Regions from separate parts of the Homo sapiens genome. Here region 2 is linked to region 1. A link is a contact called in ENCODE Hi-C or POLR2A ChIA-PET data. All regions are on one chromosome and are shown on one strand. Each heading gives the region's core, a stretch centred on a gene start or an enhancer-like site at or near the end of the contact. The rest is flanking DNA. Distances are from core to core; before and after follow the strand shown. Region 1 holds the start of SLC22A23 (solute carrier family 22 member 23). Region 2 holds the start of PSMG4 (proteasome assembly chaperone 4).

The links. Hi-C counts contacts between places; a loop is a spot of excess contacts on that map. ChIA-PET counts read pairs that join two places held with the same protein, here RNA polymerase II (POLR2A). Pooled maps may share reads with other maps.
Region 2: a map of CD4-positive, alpha-beta T cell shows a loop between it and region 1 (7-fold over the local background). The contact joins the promoter of PSMG4 here to the promoter of SLC22A23 in region 1. A Hi-C loop is called at or near these places in 2 of 168 maps with a recorded cell type or tissue (CD4-positive, alpha-beta T cell and naive thymus-derived CD4-positive, alpha-beta T cell) and 12 of 50 pooled maps. POLR2A ChIA-PET finds 5 or more read pairs at or near these places in 2 of 52 experiments (B cell and activated naive CD4-positive, alpha-beta T cell).

Annotation. Positions count from the first base shown.
Region 1 is chr6:3,453,691-3,459,525 of GRCh38, reverse strand. It overlaps SLC22A23 (solute carrier family 22 member 23), which reads left to right and starts at 2,476. Exons shown (of 10, transcript NM_015482.2): 1 at 2,476-3,620. The coding sequence starts at 2,967. LOC643327 (a long non-coding RNA gene) reads right to left here and starts at 3,823. Exons shown (of 2, transcript NR_147844.1): 1 at 3,275-3,823. RefSeq lists silencers at 2,199-2,418, 2,479-2,708.
Region 2 is chr6:3,256,374-3,262,208 of GRCh38, reverse strand. PSMG4 (proteasome assembly chaperone 4) reads right to left here and starts at 3,262. Exons shown (of 3, transcript NM_001128591.2): 1 at 3,013-3,262. The coding sequence starts at 3,186. RefSeq lists an enhancer at 2,553-2,682 and silencers at 2,803-2,902, 2,953-3,072, 3,193-3,442.

The DNA of each region.
Region 1 (5,835 bases), core at 1,227-3,726:
TTTAAAGTAGTTACACTTTAATCTTCTTGACTAGATTTGGTGGAAATATCAATCCAGGAGGAATTTAGGGAAACCTCTAATCTAATCAACAGCTTAATTACAATGCCTGGGTCAGTGCTGCAGCTAGTTAATTTCAAACATTTTATGTTGCCTCCTTTTAGCTTCAGTTTTAGAGGATACCATTTTCCAGTGTGTCCCTAAATTCTAAGAATGTACCATTTGAGGATTTTTACCACCTTTTGCGAACAAAGACTAATAACATCTTCACAATGAAACTCTTTTCCTAGGGCCAGGGCTTCTCCCACGTAAAAATGCACATTAACAAACATCTTTGTAAACTCTTCCCTATAGTTGCCCCTGTATGATGAAATGGAGAAATCCGGTAATGTCCAGTCAGAAAATCTGGGTTCAAAACCAGATATTTGGCTCAGCTGGGGACCAACTCTTTGATCTGGTAGTCAGTCACCTGATCCTTGCTGTTTCTCTTTGAAAGCCCACTTCTTGGGGCGCTGAATGTGAGGACTGAGTGAGAGTGTGAATTTGAAAGCCAACTCTGAAACGCTGGCTATGATAGTTATTCTGATTGGAAGGGCCATTAAGGTCAATGGCAATGCTCCTTTTGTGATCAGTTACAAGAAAACAAATGGGTCCTTGTGACTGTGGGGGAAGGGAGGCAGAGCCAGACACAAAGTGGACCTCTTCTGGAAAATCAGCCACTGAAAGGAAAATAAATAAAATCCGTAAAGTTATATTTCAATTCAAAAAGAAATGTGGATTGTATGTAATGGCAAGAGGAGCACTGGTAATAATACATGTCTAACATTCATTGCGCACTTACTCTGTTCCAGGCATGGAGGTCAGAACTTTGCATGTATTAGCTCTTCAAATGAGGGGAGGAGAGGGAAGGAAAAGAAAAGTTAAGCTAATAAATAATGTGAAGTTGAAAAATTACCACGTACACAACGTGCACTATCGTGTCCCCCCCCGCCCCAAGCCCCCAGCTCTTTATATATGTGGTTTCCAGACCCATTTCTCAGCGGTCTGGTGTCTTTTGCAGCCCTTAGGGCCCCTTCCGCCCATTGTTATCTAATCACCCCTTCTCGGCCACGCAGGAAGGTCCACAACCTCCCCTGTCCCCCAAGACCCGCCCCCCGGCAGCCTTCAGAAATAGTTCTCTGGTACGTATGTGCCAGCATTTTATGCAGTAAACACATGTTGCCCTTAACACTGAACTGCAGGTTAAAAATGTATTCCACTAAATTGTGCAGCGGTTAGCTGAGCAAATAATGAAAATGCAAAAGAATACATTCAGTATATGGAGCTTAGAATATATCCTTTTGGAAAGCTAAACATTTTTTTTTTTTTTGCCCCAAATAAGACTAGAAATGGATTGCTCCATTTAAGACTTCCATTAATAAACTTCTCAGAATATGAAATGCCTCCAAAATGTGGGGACGCTGGGTTGAAAGGTGCCGGATAATTCTCTTTGGTGCGTGCGCTGGGTGCAGGAGGAAATATGCTAATGTAGCCGTTTGCCGCAGGGCTGGTGTTATTTATACAGCGCTGGCTGGGCAAGGTTGGCGCTGGAGCAGGAGAGGAGGGAGAGGTTTGTCTTCTTGTGTGAGAGTATAGATGTGTGCGCCTGTGCACACGGCGTTCCAAACGTGAATACAAGATCTTAGGGAGGGGGTGGGGAATGCCATCACGTTTATACTGTGTGTATTATAACTTGTGTTGGAGATATATCCCAGCATCGTGCTTACATCGCATGCACTTAGGAGTGGGGGAAGAAATGGCGATTTGGGAGTGGGTGCGGCGGGTCGCAGGTGGCCAGACACTGCGGGGGACTGGCGACCTGAAATTGGCAAAGGCGCCTCCTTGACCCTGCTCCACGGACACAAAAATCAACCTTATTCGCTCCTGGAAAAAGCGCAGAGGGTTGTTCCCGAAGGCTGAAGACCCTCGGGCTTGGGACTGGGAGCGGGGCGCGGGCAGCGGGACCGCCGGGCACCTCTGAAGAGACAGAGGTCACGGAGACCTGGCGCGCGCGGAGTGGGTGGGGGGCCCGCGCGGCTGCGGGAGCCCAGCCTCAGAGAAGACCCGGCCCACACGTTCTCAGCGCACGCCGACTTTGCCGGGACCCGTCGCCGGCCGGCGACCCCTGCTACGCGCGTCTCCTCCTCCCCCGCCCCGCCCGGCGCGAAACGGGCAACGGGCAGGGGATCCTCCAGCCAGGCGGGCCCGGGGTGTCCCGTTTCCCCCGCCCCCCTCCCGTGGATCCCGGGCGGCGGCGGCCGCGCGTCCGGGCTGGAGGGGGCGCTCGCGAGCAGGAGCCGAGCGCAGCAGGTGCCGCGGTTACCTCCACCTCGGCGGGGGGAGAGGGGGCGGGCCGGGGGGCAGGGAGGAGGGGGAGGAGGAGGAGGAGGAGGAGGAGTGGGGCCGGCTCCAGGAGCTGGAGAGCGCGGCCGGCTCGGCAGGCTGGGTCCAGAGCTCGCGGCTTCCGGGAGGCGCCCGAAGTCGGAGAAATACAGCGCGGCCACCCCGGGAGCAGCAGCCTTTGCCCGCACCGCCGCCCGCAGGGCCCTGAACCGCCGGCAAGGGCGCGGGCCGGGCGCGGCGCCGGCTCCTCCTCCTGCCGCGTCCGGCGCGGAGCAGCGGAGAGCGGCGGGCTCGGCAGCCGGCGCCCGGGCCGCGGAACTGATGAGCCGCGGCGGCTGAGGGCCCGGCCGGCCTCTGCCCGCCTCTGCCCGGCGCCCGAGCGGGGCCGCAGCGCCCGGGGCGCGGGGTCCGGCGGGTGACATGGGGGCGGCCTGACGCACCCGGAGCCGCCGAGCGCTCTCTCTCGAGCCGCGGGCCCTCCTCGGCGGCAGCGGCTGCAGGCGCCTGGCCCGGCGCGCTGTGCCCGGGGCGCCCGCGGAGCCTCCGCCGCGCTCTATGCGCCTCTGCGGGAGCCGCGGGCCCGGGCCATGGCCATAGACCGGCGGCGCGAGGCGGCGGGCGGCGGGCCTGGGCGGCAGCCGGCCCCGGCCGAGGAGAACGGCTCCCTGCCGCCCGGGGACGCGGCGGCCTCGGCGCCCCTCGGGGGACGCGCGGGCCCCGGCGGCGGCGCGGAGATCCAGCCGCTGCCCCCACTGCATCCTGGAGGCGGCCCGCACCCGAGCTGCTGCTCCGCGGCTGCGGCCCCGAGCCTCTTGTTGCTGGACTATGACGGGTCGGTGCTGCCCTTCCTCGGGGGCCTGGGCGGGGGCTATCAGAAGACCCTCGTGCTGCTCACCTGGATCCCGGCGCTGTTCATCGGCTTCAGCCAGTTCTCGGACTCGTTCCTCCTGGACCAGCCCAACTTCTGGTGCCGCGGGGCCGGCAAAGGCACCGAGCTGGCAGGGGTCACCACCACAGGCCGGGGCGGGGACATGGGCAACTGGACCAGCCTCCCCACCACCCCCTTCGCCACTGCCCCCTGGGAGGCTGCGGGCAACCGGAGCAACAGCAGCGGCGCGGACGGAGGCGACACACCACCCCTGCCATCCCCTCCGGACAAGGGGGACAACGCCTCCAACTGTGACTGCCGCGCATGGGACTACGGCATCCGCGCCGGCCTCGTCCAGAACGTGGTCAGCAAGGTAAGGGCCGCAGCCGCCCAGTCCCTCCAACCCTCTCCCTGCAGACCGAGGTCCAAGCCCGAGCCAGCGGGAGAACCGAAGTCCCCAAAGTGGTGGTGCTAGAGTGTGTGTAGGGCATTCCGCATTGGCTTAATCTCCTTCCGTCCCCCAAACCACATGCCTTTACTTGGGTGTAAAGGGAGCACCATAGCCTTTACTAGTTTGCACCCAAACTCCTGTCCCAGTACGCGGATGGAAAGCGCGCCCTTCCCCCACCCTCGGGGCGAGGCAGCTGACCTGTCACCAGCCCCCTCTGGAGGAGTCGGACTGGCGTCGTTCAAGGTCTGCTGGGGGAGTCGGGACCACAGCCCTGTTCTGCCCGGCTAGTTGTCCCTGGGTCTCCCACAAAGCAATAGTCTTCCATCTCGCACTTGATTTTGACACAGGTAAAGCCTACTAAAGAACTGGAGAGCCAGAGAAGCAAAGACTCCTGCAAATCCCCAACCCGCAGCCGATGCTTAGTCCTCCCCAAAGATATCTGACTTTAGGCTTTGCTACCCCAGTGTCTCCTCCCATGTTTTCTCAGCACTTCAGTAAACATCACTACAGTATAGGAAGGACGCGGAGAATATGTCATTTGGGTGTTCCCCGGCCGTCACCGCTCTTACACAGCAGCTGCTTTGGGCTGAGGCACTGAGAACGGGGGTGTGCTTTAGCTGAAACATGCACCTTGTCCTCTGAGTCCTGTAGCTAAAGCTCCCTTGCAGAGGTATTGCGTGGTGTGAAATGTAGCAGAAGGGAGTTGTGAGACAAGTGTGAAGGCCTAAACACAGAGTGGGCAATGGTGGACACTCAATGCCCCTAGACAGCTGTAATTTTATTCTTAACATATAAGAGATATCAAGACATTTGTAGTTTTGCTCCTTGTGTCTAAACTAATTAATTCACATTTTAAAGTAAATACAGACTCTCCTCCACCCCACCCGCTACCCATTCTGGGCTGTTCTGGCAGAGTTTTAAATGCTTTGTCGAAATGTATGAAATTGGACAGTTTTAAATAGTCAATGTGCATGTAACCTCCTCCCCCCGTGTGCATTGGTTAACAGTTGTAGCTCATGGATGTGTAAGATAAACTCTTACATCATCATAATCATTGTTTTAATCTTGTACCAACCTGGCCAGAAATGCTCTGTCCTGTGGGAACTGTCTGACTGAGCTGCCCCTGCTGCCCTGCAAGGTAATGGGGAAGGTCCTTCTAGCTGGGTTCACCTTGATCCCACCCACCTCCTACCCCCTGCTTTCTAAAGGTGTTTCTGTGACTGTTTTCCCTTCACGGAGGGCAATATTTCTTTGTTGGTTTAGCAGCAAAGAAAAATTAAGAACAATGACTATTTAAATCACTGTGTATGTCTGACAGACTGAGGATTTGGCAACATTGTTAAGTATTTCAAGTGTCTTTCTAGAGCAGAGGGAGAATAATGGATCAAAGTGAGTATGTGTGAAGAGCGCTGTGTCCTGGGGTCAAAGTAGAGGTGAACTTGAAAGTGATGAGATGGGATAGAGTGCCATTACCTTGGCAGTGAGGACCCAGGAAACAGCTATTCACACTCAGCCATGCACGGTGGGAGGAGAGAACAAAAATAGTTCTTAAAAGCAGACTATGGAGGCATATTGGAGAGCTGGGCAGTTTTTCTAAATTAGCATTCGAGAGGGTCACAGACAGCCCTCATGTGTGTGGCATGTTTTGGGTGATGCTTGATGACACGTTGCAGTTACTGGGCCAGACTGAGAGGGGAAACCTGGGAACAATAATTAGACACACATTTTCTTATACAGTAAAGCCTAGAAAGGACATATTGATTTTCACAGACAAAAAAGATCTAAATAAAGGACTGCCTTCCCAGTGTTCTGTGTGTTTCAAGCACATAACAAATGCTTCAAAGAGCTTTTCAAGCACATTTTGGCATGTTGGAAGGCAGACTTTTCCTGTGCTGCTGTGTATGTTGAATACTGTATCAGATGCACTAATGTGGGATGTACACTATGGTGAGTGCAGGAGTTCCAGGGGTCAGGTGCTTGTCAGCCCACATCCCAAGTAGAAGCAGAAAGTGGAAGGAGCCTTTGCCTTCTTTCAGTGGATAAAAGCTCAGGGTTTGAGAAGCTGCCTTTTGTGCCTCTTTCCTGCTCTGTTCCATGATCTTTCTCTTGCAAATAAGCCTCATGCTGTCTTCAGCAT
Region 2 (5,835 bases), core at 2,013-4,512, 200 kb after region 1:
GCTGAAGCACCACCTTCCACTCCTAGAGGCCGGGCGGGGGGTCCAAGAATCCCTGAGCAGGCACGGGCCCAGGTCCCAGGCCAGCTTCCCTCAAGCTGGTAGGACTCAGTGTCACTAGTCCTGCAGCCTCTCTGGGCACCAAAAATCCCTGCTCAACCCAAGGTCAGCCAGCTCCGGGTTGCATGGTGTCTGTTCTCTACAGTCTCACATGTGGGAGTTTAGGGAAGCTGGAGGGAAGAGACCTCACAGACCGTCTGGTGCCATTCTCCACGTGTGGGCTGGCAAAATTCCTGAGAGGGACCAGATAGTAACTAGTTCAGGCTTTATGGATTACAAAGTCTCTATTACAACTGCTCAGCCCTGCCACCAAGGTACAAGAGCTCCACAGAGTCTACCTGCATGGACGGTAGATGGAGGGCTGGCCCACGGGTCACAGGTGGACAGTAGATGGAGGGCCGCCCCACGGGTCACAGGAACCTTGGGCTTCCTGCCTTAAGCTAATGCCTACACCTCTTTTCCCCAGCTGGCTCGGCTCTCTGCCCCTGGAGAGAACACCCAGGCACACTGCGGCCAGTGAGAGGGACTGGACTTCTGACAAGTCAGGTAACTCAATCAATCCCCTGTTCCTTTTCCTGCCTGGCTTTGCTGGAGGGGCACTTTCCAGATGAGAAAATATACCTCACTGGGAGCTGTGACCACCATGGGGTCGGGTGACCAAAACCACCCACAGGAGGAGCCTACTTCTTCCAAACTTACCAGCCCAAACCAGCACTGCACAAAGTGGCACAAGGCAGCGACACCAGATCTGACCAGTGCCCAAAGCCCTGCCCACTATGCCTTGGGATAAAGAGAGAATGCGAGGTGGCACAGAGCACACAGCCCCACCCATCACCCCTGGTCCCCCAGGCCTCTTCCGCTGCCGCCTGCTCAAAGGTCCACTGCCAGGACCCTCCAGGAAAGAAAAAAAGAAAAAAGGAAAAGGAAAAGAAAAGCAAGAAAGGAATCCAGATGCCATCTCCTTCCCAAGGCCTTCCCAGGTGCCGCTGTGCACAGCTAAGAGGCTCACCCATGACTTCCTGCCCCCAGCACCCTCAGTCATCACTGCCTCACTGGCTTCAGAAGGGTCTCGCTGAGGGGGCCTCACTCATTCATTCCACAGGGACTTAGAGAGCGGTGCATCAGGAGCTAGAGAAACAGACGCTCACCCTGGGCAAGCAGACAAACCTCACCGTGAAACACTCAACGGCTGAGAGAGGGAGCTAATGCGGCTGGGAGGCCAGCACTGCCCAGCTCGAGGACAGGCAGGAGCTCTAAGAGGTAACAGAGCCCGAAGGTCACTGGAGTCTTCGAGTGCTCCGAGTTCACCTCGTGAAAGGTTTTGAGCAGAGAAATGAAAATATCCAACTTCAGTCTTAAAACTATCATTCTGTTGCCCTGGTTACAAGGCAGTGTTGTGGCCTGAATTGTGTCTCCCCAAAAAATATGTTGAAGTCCTAACCTCTGGGTACCTATGAATGTGACCTTGTTTGTAAACAGGGTCTCTGCAGATGTAAATAAGATGTAATTTAGACCAGGCGCGGCGGCTAACGCCTATAATCCCGGCACTTTAGGATAAAGATTAGCATAAAGATTCTTTACTTCCAAAGGGACTTGCTTGCCTTTGGGAGGCCGAGGCAGGCGGATCACGAGGTCAGAATTTCGAGATCAGCCTGGCCAACATAATGAAACCTCAGCTCTACTGAAACTACAAAAATTAGCCCGGCGTGATGGCTCACACCTGTAATCCCAGCTACTCAGGAGGGTGAGGCAGAACTGCTTGAACCTGGGAGGCGGAGGTTGCAGTAAGCCAAGATCACGCCATTGCACTCCAGCCTGGGCGACAGAGCAAGACTTTGCTTCAAAAAAAAAAAAAAAAAATATATATATATATACAATTTAAGACAAGGTTATACTGGAGTAGGATGGGCCCTTAATCCAACATTACTGATGTCCTTATGAGAAGAGTCGGGCTCACTGAGGAAGGAGGATCATCACTTGAGGCCAGGAGTTCAAGAACAGCCTGGGCAAAATAGTGAGACCCCCATCTCTACAAAAAAACACAATTAGCCAGGTATGGTGGCACATGTCTGTAGTCCTAGCTACTCGGGAGGCTGAGGAAGGAGGATCACTTAAGCCCAGGAGTTTGAGGTGACAGTGAGCTATAATAATGACACTGTACCCCAGCCTGGGTGACAGTGAGAGACCTTGTCTACAGATCTTTGAGAATAAACCTCTGTTGTTTTAAGCCACGCGGTCTGTGGCACTTTCTTACAGCTGCCTCAGGAAACCAGGAGAAACCAGGCGGCGACACGCAAAGCCGGAAAGGCGGGAGAGGAGGGGAAATGATAATGTCCCAGGCTTGGCCCAGCGCGGCAGGGTGAAGGTGAGGGCGGCTTGGGTTTTGTCTGCTTTGACTGGCGGCAGTGCCTAGGGACTCAGCACGTGGAGTGTGAAGAAAGAGGAATCAAAGACAACTGCGAGGCTCTGAACGCACAGCCAGGAAGATGGAGCTGCCATCACAGCGCCAGTCAGGCGGAGGAGGGAGCAGGTTTGGAGAAGAGAGCCTGATGTGTGCCTAGTGCGAAATGCCTGAGACATCCAGTGGAGACGCAAGAGTCCCCAAAAAATTATCAGTGTGCTCAAAATCCAGATGGCAGGAGAGCTACGAGGCAGACGCGTCCCCCAGCGAGCGTGTGGCGAGGACAGACCCAAGACATTCTGACCTACAGAGACCAGTGCGGGACGCAGCTGCGGGGCGGCGGGACAAGGAGAGGGGCCCGGGGCCCGCGCGCAGCTCCCGAGGTGGTGCAGGCCCTGGCGCCCGCGGGCTTCCTAAGACATCCCACGGGTGGGCTTCGGGGGAGTAGGGCGCCCTGTGGACCCAAGAGAAGCCTGGGGGGCTGCAGCTCGCGCAGGCCCGGCGCCCCCGCGCCCCCGCCCCGCCGCCCGCACCCTCGGCCGCCAGGCACTCACGTAGCGGCTGCACATGGCCACGGCGAGGTTGCGCAGGTGCGGCGTGGCCCCCACCCACAGGAACAGCGAGTCCGTCAGCCGCATGACGTGGAAGTGGACCAGCTGCTCCCACAGCCTCGCGCTGAAGTTGTGCAGGGAGACGTCCCCGCCGGCGGCGACAACCAGCCCCTCCATGCCGCCCCACGGCTCCCGGCCCACAGCGCCAGACCCGGGTCCTCGCCGCTGCCAGCCCCGCCAGACCCGATGGAGCGAGCACCGAGAGACCGAGCGCGCTTTCGCTTTCGGCCCCGGAAGGGCGGGGGTGAGGGGCGTGGTCGGGGAGGGGCGATCCCGGGCTTGGGTTGGGGGCGTGGTCGAGGCGGGGCGGCTGCCGGCCCTGGGCGGAGTAGCTGTCCCTGGTTGTCTTGCTGGCCTCTCCCGCACACCAGTACCTCTCTGGACGGGCTGGGGAAACCCACTTGAGTAGCAGAGTGCGACAGTGACCTCTAGGAGTCCACGGGCGCCCAGCAGAACTCACCCTCGCTTTGTTTCCCCCCACCCCCTAATTATTACTGACGCGGGGCATTCAAGGGCTGAAGCCAGCCGCACCGTCCTCCCAGGCCGTGACACTTCGCCCTACAGACATTAATTTAATTAAAAATTTAAAAAGACTGATTTTTAATTAGTTCTTCAAGCACTCTGAGAACGGCCACCTCCCGTCCCACCTCCTCCTCCTAGCAGCCCTTTAACTCCAAGGAGGCTTCGACGGCACCCAGCCCTAATTAAGAATGGCAACGGTATTGGGAGAAAGCCTTTAGAAAGGAAAATTGTGTCAACTAAGTTGGCAGGAGGATGGGCAGGCACCCTTTTGGACGCCGAGTCCCAAGCTGCAGTCATGTACATGGCCTCGGGCTACCCCCTTAACCTCTCTGAGACTCAGTTTCCTCATCTGCAAAATGCAAATAAGAACAGGTGCCTTTCGGAGACGTGGAAAGGATCTCAAGAGAGATTAATGGGAAGCACCAACAATCATCCAATCATCCCATTGTCATACCTATGGGGAGACCCCTTGAACACTTCAGGACATTACAGAGTTGAGAAAAGGAAGCCTTGATGGGTTAAGAGAGAAGGTGGTAAAAGAAAACAGCCCATTTTGTCAGATTCTGTTACAACTGACTTTAGAGATTTAACTTGGAACTATAAAAGGTCTGCTTTAAAAATCTCTAATAGATCTAAGTTGACTAAATTGAAATTTAAGAGGGCATTTTCCATAGTTCTATTTGCTAATTATCGATGATTCAATAATACAGTTAATTTTCAGGTCAATATTTTAACAGCTTTATTAAAATGTGATTAACATACAATAACTGCACATATATAGTGTACAAATTGAAGTCTTGACACGTTATAGCCAGTGAAATCATCATCACAATCCACAAAGTGAACGCGTCCAGTACTCCCTCCTGCCCTCAGTAATGACTCCTGCCCCCAACCACTGATCTGCTTCCTGCCACACAGATTAGTCTGCATTTTCCAGAGTTTTGTATCAGTGGAATCACACAGTATGTACTGTTTTTTGTCCAGCTTCTTTCCTTCATCATAATTATCTTGGGTTCATCTGCTTGTGTGTCAATGGCTTGTGTCTTTGTATTACTAAGCAGTGTTCCATTGTATGGCTACACCATAATTGTTTTATCCCTTTACTTTGTGATTTGAGGCCCTTCAATCAGCTAGGAGGACCCAAAGATTAAGGAAACAAAGTTACCGACCGGTGGAGAGTTCAAGGCCTGGCTGGCATGGCAAATTTCTCAATCTGGATTGTAATGATGGTTTCACTGGTTATACATGTCTCAAAACCTCAATGCTCCTCTCTCTCTCCAGCTTTGCTGTCACTGCTCGGGAAACACACAGGCAGAGGGTCACAGCCAGTCATGCCCAACATCAGCGGCCCTGGAACACTGCCCTGCAGTCCCTAGACAGCGTCCTCTCTCACTCCCCTTGACTATGCTCCCCAAACCCTGAGCTGACCCAAACCCAAGTTCAGCAGATGCCCTTGCTTCTGATGTTATGCAGAAAATAGAGGTGACAAAGCCAGATTTTCCCAGCTCCTTGTCCCTCTCCTAAAATGCTTATCTTCATTGGACCCTATCTTTCCTTCTGCTCACTCTGTGACAGTGAAAGATAAAGATGTCCCTCCTTGTACAGAAGGTCAATCCATCCACCTGTGCTCTGACCCTGTCCTTTCACGTCCTCAGGAACCCCCCTCATTATCTGTGATGCGTCTCCAAAGAGCCTGCATGTGCCACCTAGGTCCACTTCAAAAAAAACTTGTCCCAACTGCTACAAATCCTACCTTCTGCCACGGCCTCCTCTAGAGTCTGCACACCCTCCCCGTGGCAGCCCACATACAATAACTGATGGAGGCAGACTATGAAAGCCAGGCCAGTTTGCCCCAGTGCAGAACAACTCACAACTCTGATGGGCCATTTTGGCTCCAGAGTGCCCAGGGAGTCAGCCCACCCTGCCTACTGCAAGGGCGGTATTCACCTTACACTATCAAAAGAAATCAAGAATGGATGGTCAGGCGGCTGAATGTTGTCACCCCCCAAAAACATTATGATGCCTGGGCCTGGAACCCAACAACTGGAGAGGTGACCAGGTCCCCGGCACCACCATGTGCCGTAACAATCGCCCCAGCCGTTCCCCAAATGACCGAGTGGCTGGCCACACATCACAGGAGGAGGAAGATGCAACATTTGAAGGGTTAGAGCTGGAATTGAGATCTGGGGAAACTGAAGTGTCATCACAGTCCTTCTCGAGTGGGGAACCATCCATACAGGAACA